2 separate regions of the Mus musculus genome follow, and region 2 is linked to region 1. A link is a loop called in an ENCODE intact Hi-C map of the cell type or tissue named here. Cell type or tissue: gastrocnemius. All regions are shown on one strand.

The links. Hi-C counts contacts between places; a loop is a spot of excess contacts. Peaks named below come from ENCODE experiments on the same cell type or tissue, not always from the same donor. Only the 100,000 strongest peaks of a DNase experiment are listed, where the experiment ranks them.
Region 2: it touches region 1 in a loop (4-fold over the local background); 3 of 42 quality-filtered maps call a loop at or near these places.

The regions. Positions count from the first base shown.
Region 1 is chr3:99,247,613-99,252,612 of GRCm38, forward strand. It overlaps a transcript of Tbx15 not described here. Among named protein-coding and RNA genes, the nearest start is that of Tbx15, 3.6 kb to the right of the region's middle. In gastrocnemius, a CTCF peak has its summit at 2,571 (motif pointing right); a DNase peak (open chromatin) is centred at 2,558; H3K4me3 peaks cover 2,976 bases; H3K27ac peaks cover 4,906 bases.
Region 2 is chr3:99,934,039-99,939,038 of GRCm38, forward strand. All of the region lies in intron 1 of Spag17 (sperm associated antigen 17), which reads left to right. Among named protein-coding and RNA genes, the nearest start is that of Spag17, 51 kb to the left of the region's middle. In gastrocnemius, CTCF peaks have their summits at 2,315 (motif pointing left) and 3,188 (motif pointing left); a DNase peak (open chromatin) is centred at 2,322.

The DNA.
Region 1 (5,000 bases):
AGGAAAGAAGAAGACACTTTTTGGAAGCAAAGTTAGAATTGCTGGGAGCCCTGGGACCAGAAAAAACCCCCAAAGAACTTTCTGCCTCAGATGTGTCTGGCTCCTGGATTTGGCTTTTCTGGCCTCAGGCCTGCTGGCTCAAGCAAGAACCCACCCCACGTGATTGAAGGCAAGCAAAGCCTTGCTGCTCTCAGCTGGTCCTCCAGTTTCTCCTATTTATGCTTCCCAGTGCTTGGTAGGATTCTCCGGGCTTTGCCTAAAGCTAGAGCCTGCCCTGGGCAATTGGTGACTCTCACAAGCAGTGAGCCCTGGAAGCAGAACGCTCATTTCTTCCGTTTGTCATCTTCTATTTGAACCTGAAGGTGTCCCAGATAGGAGAAGGGGGTCAAAAGACAACAACATGGATTAAGTTTTAGATCAGGCAGAGCCTTGGCTGAAGTTTGGGTAAAGAGGTGCCAAAGGCAGAATGACCTCTGTAAATTCGGGACAGAGGAGTGTGAGGTCAGGATGTTTCCCTGCACGCCTGCGTGTGATGCTGTGTATCCTAGCAAAGTGTCATCTATGTTTAAGTCTAGAACGGGTGACTACAGGGATACATACAGTGCAAACATGTGCTTGTGAGGTGAGATAGTCAACCAGCTTCACGTACAAGCAGAGAGTAGAGCCTGGTGTTGCACACATTTGATTTGGGGTGCACACTGCCCCAAATCTGAGGCCCCAGTGCTCTCCTCTACCGTGACTTTGGCTGTGAAAACTGGTAGACAAGTTACACTAGCCTGTCTGGGGATTCTCAGACAGGTTTCCCTCTTTCACTTAAGGGCTTTGCTCAGGATGGAAGTTCCACTTCCTGCGAAGGGGAGCCCAAGGAAGGCATAAACCCCGCTGCTGGGTAGCTCCAATCAAGAGGGAAAGAGGAGCTGAGCCTGAGGGAACAGGATTTCCTCGCCTCTTGGGCGCGGCCGCAGCGAGCAGGGCCACAAAGGCCCCCTTTGTGGAGGGGCCAAGCTCCTGAGCCGACCTAAGTCAGGGAAACAATAGTTCAATGTTGCGGCCCGCCTGCCCGGCCTGCCGGGCCACACTGCGGCGGCGGCCGAAGGCGAGGAAACCGGGTGGCACTTTTTTATAGTCACAAATATAAAATCGGGGCTTTTCCCCCTTCACTCGCCTCTTGCCCCAACGCCGATAGAAAGCAGATAAATTTATGAAGGGCGAGCTAAGAGAATAATTACGGGGTGAAGGCCGTTAAATTTTATTTCAAGTCCCAAAGGCAAAACCTGCGATTTTATTGCAAACATCTGGAAGGACCGAGAGGTGGGCACGCTGCTGGGTTAAAATAAAAATAGACGATTTTTATTTCGCGAAAACAAAAAAACATCATTAAAGAACCTTTGCTCCCACTGACTTTTATTTTTAAAAAATCTGTGTTGGGGCAGGGGCGGGGCAGGGAGGGAGCGTTGGATAGCCAAGGACTCACGGCAGTGTCTTAGCTGTCGGTAACCAAAGCCAGCCTAGGAGACTGGAGGTGCGCGCTACAAGAGAAAAGAAAAGTGCTACTTTGGTCAATACTTGTCCTAAATTACTCTTCTTCCTCCCGCTGCAGCCTAGGGCTCCAGGCCACTCGCTTGTCACACCCCTTGCTTCTTTTACTTTGGAATGCCAGTCTGAAAGCAGAAGTGAAAGAGGTAAACACTGGCTCCAGTTTCCCAGACGATTTGATAGCTACCAGAATAAAACCTTAGGTCTGCCAGTCTTCTGTCCCCCGTCCCCAAAATAACTTGCTTATTCTTAGCTGCAAATTACTTAGATCTTCGCGGTATGGCGAAGGGAAACTGAGGTCCTAGCCTGTTAATCGACTTGCCTAAGGTCACACAGTTTGGGGTCCGAAGTAGGCCCGATCACCAGGCACACACCTCACCTTGGAGTCGCCATGATTTTTTCCCACCCCGTAGTCGCCTCATAATATTTTACACCTCCCCTGATGGCCAAGTTCATTACAATCTCCCTGCCCGCACAGAGTGTCCTTCCCACGTGTTTAGGGGCAGCCTAACTCGTCCTGCTGGCCAGCTATTCCTAACTTTGTTTTCAATTACTAACTCAAAATTATCCGAAATCAAAGCCGGCTGGTGGGTCACCTCCGCACGGAGGCATTAGCAGAGAGCGATTTAAGGTGGTATTTAGTGTGCAGGAGGGAAAGAAAATGTGCTCCGAGAATGTGGGTGGGGGTTCCATTTCTGGGATGCCTGGTTTTTCTTTATTCTTGTCCTGATGCTAGGAAATCTGTTTTTACCTTTGAAATTTTGCTGACTGGGCAGGGCCAGTTGGAGGAGGGCAGTCTTTGTGTTATCCCTTTCTTTCCTAACATCTCCCCCACCCCCTGTACAGGCTATGCCTAGATCTCATTTCCACATAGGTTTCTGCTGGTGTCCAGCGACTCCTGGGGAATCGTCTCTGGCTTTAACACACTCCCTTCCTTCTTGCATTCAAGCAGGAGCTGGGCTAGTTCCGGCTAGGGTTTTTTTTCTGTCAGTTTCAGGCCTGAAATAGACCCGCGGCAGATCCATAGCCTGTAGAATCAGCTCAGGTCACAAGGTGGAGCCTGTAGCTGGGAAGCCCTGAGAATGCCTAGACATCAGTCTCAAGCTGGGAGCCCCACTCTTTTCCCTACAAGCTAAAAGAGAAAGAAACGATGGTAACAGGATAATTTATGAAGACCTCTGAGTGATCAATAGAAGGAAAAAAAAATCATGCACACAGCCATGTCCACATTTTGGTTAACCCATCATCCTCTCTCCATTCTCTTGACTGTATCCTGTGTAACCAAGCCAAATATACCAAACCATCTTCTTCTATTTCCCCTGCACCTCTCCCAGGGACACAAATTTATACACTAAGGAGTACATACCCTTAGAGGGGTAGGTTAGATGAACTCCGATGGGGGGGGCACATTTATAGCCCCTCCCACTTTGGGGAAACTTCAATTTTCTCATTGTTTCCAAATCTGTTTGTCTTCACTTTCACAGGGTTGGTTTTTGTGGCTTAATTTGTGACTCTACCTGAATATGGGTCAGGGTGGGTGTGACTTGAAGAAGACATGAACTGATTTCAGAGTGGAGGACCCTGCTGGACATAAGCTTGGAGCAGGGGTGGGGCGGTGTGGGTAGGGTTGGTGTTGATGCTTACCTTGAAGGCACTGTTGCTGCTTCCTTTTCTCTGGGACATTTTGTCTGTGGCCAGCCATATGGGTGGGCTCATGCTGTCGGTCTAATGCTTGGGTTGGTGCCTGATTAAAAGAACTCTCTAAACGTTTTTAATTATATTTCTGTGAGTTTTCTCCTTCCCGTGTGTGTGTGTGTGTGTGTGTGTGTGCTCACACACACTTGTGCTCCTGCATGTACATGCATGTAGCATACATGCAGAGGCCAGAGGAGAACTTTGCAGAAATTGGTGCTCCTCTTTCGTCCTGTGGGTTCCAGGGATCAAATGCAGGTTGCTGGGCCTGAAGGTGGCAAGCACCCTAAAGGCTGAGCCATCAGTCCAAGGCCTCTTTCTGGACCAAAGTAGTGGGCAGGGCGGGGCAGGACTGATGTGAGCCCACAGAGGGTGTCTGTCCCATATGACACATCCATTTCTCAGTCCAAACCTGGCCTTTCAGAAAATAGGAAAAAAAAAAGTGGCTTTTAAAAAAGACAATGGGATGGAGGGAATAAATGGAAAAGTCTAGAAGGTGACCCACAGCTTTCTTCCTCATCCTGGTGAACTGTTGGCTCGTAGCCACAGGGTTCTGAGAGTCCCTATGAAACCAGAAGAAAGAGTCAGGCATGAGCTGCTGGAGGAGAAGAGATTTGTAGGGCTCCAAAGTGTCTTGTCTCCAAGACTTTTTGTAGGAACTCAGTATCCAGCCACAGCTCCAACAAGAAATGATGGTTGGTAAGGGCACCCTGACACTCATGTATTCCCTGAATCTGCCGGGACAACCGCAGATGCCCCTGGCTTTCTTATTCTTCCTGCCTGGGGACTTTCAAGTCATAGAAAGCTCCAGGAAGGCCCTGGAACCCAGGACTGACAGCAACATACCCATCAAGGAAGGCTCTTTTTATGTTTGCCCTGCCACCAGCTTTCTCTTGTCTAGGCTAGAGCATGATTTGAGGGAAATTTAAAAAAATAAAAGTTAGTCCTACCTCTTAAAAGGCCAGTGAACATTCAATCCATGGTTGTTGCTTCCAGCAGCAGAGGGCTCTTAATGATAATGGCAGGAACTAAATTTCCTTGGTTCTTGGGTCAGGCAGGGAAATGTGGCCTTTCAGAGGTGGCACAATGTCCCTTTCCTCCTTCCCTCAGCAGCTAGTTCTTTGGAGCCGCTCATAGGCTCTGTACTCCATCTAACTTAATTACTCAGACCTTGCTTAGCGCCTGGCTAGACTTATTGCTGGGCCTCCCGGTTGGTGCTAAGTTTTCCTCCTTTCCCAGCTTCATAGCCTCAGGATAGAATTATTTTGACCAGGAACTTTGGAATGGGGAAATGAGGCTTTTAGGCCTCTGCTCTGAAATAGGAGATTTTTTATTCTTTCTTTCCCTCTTTCTTCCTTCCCTCCGTTCTCTTTTTGGCCTCCGTATAAGTCTGCGATCTGAGGCCTTATGCCATTTATCCATGAGGATAAATAACTTGGTGAGCGGTTGGATAACAAAAATGGTGGGGGATGTTGTTTTAAGTTCCTAGGTTATCTGTGGTGAATGAACGGTCCTGAAAGCTTTAAAAGTGAGGCGTGGGAGCAAAGGGAGATCATTAGTAAGAGATGAGAGCCAAGTTCTGGAGATGAGGGGATTTGAAGAAATTTTGAAAAAGTTCCTTCCCAGCTATCAGAAGTCTTATCTATCTCCCCCCCACCCCCAACCCCGGCACCCGCTGTGGGTTCTTTGGAATAAGAGCCCGGGATAGGCGAAGCGCAGCTCAGAGTCTGCTGCGCTATGAAAGTTACTATTTGTGTGGTGCAGGGGCCCAG
Region 2 (5,000 bases), 690 kb after region 1:
TACCCCTGGATAAAGATGATAGACTAACATGAGTGGGAGGTGGTACTGCTGTCAGGACAGGTTTAGGCCATGAAGCCCTCTACTGAATTCTGGTCCTGGTGTGGTGAGCTGCTTCCTTGGGACATGCCCTCTCTCCCACTGTGGCACTTTTACTTGCTTCCACAATGACTAAAGCTTACAGAATTTCAGCTCCACAGAACTTGTGGCCTCTTCATAGCAGGTGAATGGAGGAGGAGCCAGGACATCATTTTGATGAGTATGGGAAAGAATGAGAAGGAGGGACGAGAGAAGGACTGGCTTTGGAGTTGATGCCGTTCATGAGTCCTGAGCAGTCTACTTCCTCCTACATCACGTGCTTACCCGAGTTGGTCTCAGGAAACGTGTATCACCAGGTCCCAAATCCTTGTAACTGACCCCTGGTAGAACTCACTTCAGGTCAAATCCAATGTCTTCTGCTCTTGGGGACTGAAGGAGTGCAGAATGTGTACCCCACAGATACCTAGTGTGCTACTTTCTCACACTTTATGATTCCAAGAGTCAAAGTCCTCAGAGTGTCCAAATGCATCCCCATGCCTTTTTTCTTTCTATTTTCTATTGTGAAAACATGATAGCCAAATGGTCTGATTCCTAAATAAGGATCCCTCATTGCAGTACACACTAGTATATCAAACTAAGTTTTATGAGAAATTATGAAGGCTATGTAATTAGAAGAGGGTCTTTGATACATACCTGCTTAATAAGGAGAGTCAGGTAAAGTCATGCATGGTCATTAATATTGTACTTGCTTATTGTACGACGTGTCTAATATTGAACCTCAACTTAGTTTACAGTTAAAAAATTCCTTCTTAACAGATACAACTGTAGCAGCCAGTTTGAGGTAATGAAAATATTTCTTCTCCTGGCCAAAAGCCCACACTAACACTCCTCCGCTGATGGAGAGCCAAGTCTTCTTTTGAAAGGAAAAAAAAAAAACTAGCATGAGAAAGACGTTCACGAACCCTGTCCATTCGATAGTAGGTGGTAAATCCACAGGACAGGAAGACCTTCCTTCCAGCTGAGCATTGACCCTTTATATTAAATGGCTCTCGGCAAACTCCAGCTTCTTCAGTGTTGTGTGGATTTTACTTAGGACTCTTATATGTCTTTTTCTAAGGAAGGTTCTCAGGTCAGTTCTGGGTAGAGGTCCACGGACATCTCCTCCCAAAACGTGCTATAGAAGGCCACCACTAAAGCAGCCTTCCTTTGTCCTTCTTGTATCAGCTGACTGTTCTTGCTAATAGAAGGAAAAAATCACAGACCCATTGACCAAAGGCTGTGTCCCACTTGCTAGTGAAAGAGTTGTTATAATCACATTAGAATATGGAATGCCTAGTGAAATTTGGAGAATTTTTAATATATGAAAGAAAAATAGTTCTAAATCTACCCCATGTCTGTGAGACTGGAGACTCTCTGAGCTAGCCAAGCCTCCCTGCATGTACCGAATGCTTTCTTGCCTTAGAGACTACATGTAAGTGTTTGGGTTGAGACGCCCTCCTGCCGGGCTTCAAATTAGGTAAGACTGGTTCAGCAAATAGAAGGTAATGGGTTGTGTCCATACATGGTTTCGTTCCACCTTTGACCAACTTTATCAATCACACAGCATTATCTGTGTCACATATGTCTCCAGGTAGCAGAGAGCCACCATCATTGTCAGATGTTGGAGTGAGCCAAAAAAAAAAAAAAAAAAAAAAAAAAAAAAAAAAAAAACAAAGTCCCCTCCCTCACCACTGAATAGATACAGCCACTGTGTTTCCTGAAGTGGACAGTTTTCATTCTCAGCTCTTGTAAAGTACACTCAAGCTTCCCAAACTGTCCAACTCACCTACAGGTAGGAATAGTACCACTACCGTACGTACTCACAAGCCTGTCCTCTTGGCTGTGACATGGCACTGCCATCTCCCTCTCTCAAGGTCAGTATTCATTCTTACTATATCATATTTCTCTGACTTCCTCGTGAGCTTAAATCTAAGGACTCTGTTTAACTGTATGCTGAAGTGGAAGTGGGATTTAAGTGGAGGTTTTTTGTTTTTTGGTTTTTTTGGTTTTTTTTTTTAAACAGCATTTTCCCAAATTGTGTTTGTGTCCCATTTTTTTTCTAAAACAATGTCCTATTTTTAAAGCAGTTGTTGTTGGTAGAGATTTGGAACCTGCAGTTTTCCTGGAATGCTAACAGAAAGACCCAGAAGTATAGTTTAGAGCCTCCTTTATTGAGGTGTCCTCCACTCCTCCTTCATCCAGCAGTGTGCATGCATTTCCTAGCATCCCGCTGCCCCCTGCTGCAGAAAGGAGTTTGTGCAGCCTTCCCTGCAAGCCTTCCCTGGTGGCCTTGGTCACTACATCTCAGGCCACTCTATCTCAGGTTTCCTGGGGCCCAGTCCATCTCATTAGACTGAAACTGCAGCTCTAAGAACATCCTTCATGGATCCTGCTTCACAGGACAGAACCAATGAGGAGGCAGCTTTTTAAGGCCCAGTGTGTGAGTGGAAACGGGGCCATGGGTAGACTTCTTAGACCCTCTCAAATGGGGAGAGTGTCTCTGCTCTAGCTTAAATGAACTCTCTCAGTGTGACATCAGGGACACCTCAAGATTCAGCAATTAGGAGGACCATGGATTGAAGAAAATAAAGAAAGAACTTGTTTGTTTTTAAAGCCCAGAGCACTGAACTTCTGAAGAGGGAAATGTGGAGGATTGCCTTCACCTCTCACCCTCTGTAAGATACCATTTTAAAAAGTGTGATTTACAGTGTTTTAAGGGTTGAATATAAGTCATTTCTGAAGGCACCATATACTTTTACAAGTATCGTAAATTTCATCAATTAGTAACATATTGTTAATATCACTCTGACTCTAGTGACTTGCTCTCAGAACTGTCCTGAAACAATCAGGTTTGTCAGCTTTCAGTATAATCGTGAGATGGTTTTCTGCCAAAATTATCTTAATCAAGGTGTTGACCTTCTGGGCCTGCCTTTCCATCTAAAGTATAGCAGTGTGCCTATTTCACGGAGTCACTTAGGGTGCAGGGTAACATGTGCCTGGCACATGGAAGATCCACAGTAACTGTTAGTTCCTTCCTCCGCAACCCCTCTTTCTTCTTGTCTGGAATGGTCAACATCTGCCTTTGACACTGGATTCTAATGGGTAGGTAGGCTACAGCACCCTCTTCTGGAATTGCCTTTAAAAGAGCTGAGAGACAAACCTTTGTCACCATTAGATTTCAAGGATTGGCAAAGAAACGTGCAGGGAGAAGGGGGCAGTGGGAGCAGTTTTTATTGCTGAAACTTTAACACACCGCCTACCATGAGCAATGAATACTTTTCCATGAGAACGGAAGAGACTTTCCTCCTTCAGCTCTCTCTATAGATGCAGCTATAATGGGAGGGGTAAAAGCGGTACCCAGTGCAAAGAGGGTCAGTTTGTGGCAATAGAATCCTTTTCTAAACAATTTGTTATATATATAATTTTTCATCCAAAAAGATTGTTTTAAACTTAATACCAGAGTTTAAAACAAAGGCATGCCTACCTCCATGCATGCAAACTTAGCACATAAGGAAAGCATACAGTTTTCTATTTCCATGTGTGGTTATGTCCTCCCAATAACACTGAACACTGGGTGGATCTTGTTATATAGTAAGTTTCCATGGAGAAACACTGCAGATAGCAACACTGCAGACAGCAGCACTGCAGACAGCAACACTGCAGACAGCAACACTGTAGACAGCAACACTGCAGGCAGCAACACTGTAGACAGCTCCTATTTGATGGCAAGGAAGAATGGACCCTGTGCCCCTCCTCTCACCTGGATTCTGCTCTGACACCCGCCTGATTATGAGCAAAGCAAAGTACAAAAGAGCCTCACAAAATTACACAACAACAACAACAACAACAACAACAACAACAACAACAAAACTTCATGAAGACTTCAGGTCTTTTGGCAGCTGCCCAAAGTAGGATTTACTCCATTGATGTCAGGCCTCTAGCGGTAGCTCCAGCTAGCAGTTCTCAACCTTCCTAATTCCTAATTCCTCCTCCTAAATGCTATGACCCTTTAATACACTTCCTCATGCTGTGGTGACCCCAACCATAAAATTACTTTCGTTGCTCCTTCATAACTGTAATTTTGCTACTCTTATGACTTGGAATGTAAATATCTGTGTTTTCTGATGGTCTTGGGTAACCCCTGGGAAAGTGTCATTTGACCCCACAAGGGGTTGCGCCCCACAGGTTGAGAACCAGTGAGCTAGCAAATAGCTTAGATATTGCTATGCCCAGCTATCTTATTTTGCACAGGAGGTCATTGAGGCCTGGTGGGGTCATGTGGCTCGGGTGCCTTTCCTTATTTTCATCTTTCTTTCCATGGTGTCTTTGTTATGGGTGCTACCTCCCCCTTGAGACTGTTTCTGTTCAGAAACAGAAACCCGCCTTCTTGCAAACACCAGGAGGTGGAGAGGGATAGGAGTAAATGCACAAAGCCCCTCCTCCATCTTCCAGGGATTTACCTTCTCCAGTAGAAATTATAAGAGACGGAGATAAAAGAATCAACCACTGGATGAGATCCTTGCCCTCAGTTACTTGTTTCTTTAAATTGTGTGAGACAAAATTCCATGTTCAAGAATAATATTTTACCCATCTTCCCAGATGTGGGAAGAATCCTTCTGTGAATTAGCAGTCTCACTTGTGTTACAGTAGTAGGAGAAGATGTTTGCTGGTTCTCACTAGCAACTCGCTCAGTCTTACCCAACATTTACCAATTACTCTTTGAATTTCTTATAAATGTAACACTAGAGTAGCTGTCTAAAGAGAGGATCAGGAAATGAAACAATGGCTAGTTACTGTTTTGAGACTTATTTTTAATATACATTTGTGGCATATGAATCATATATTGATTGCAAATGCAAACTTGGGGGGAGGGGCAGCATTTTACTGGGATGTAAACCTTCAGAACCGGTATTTCCCGGTTTCTT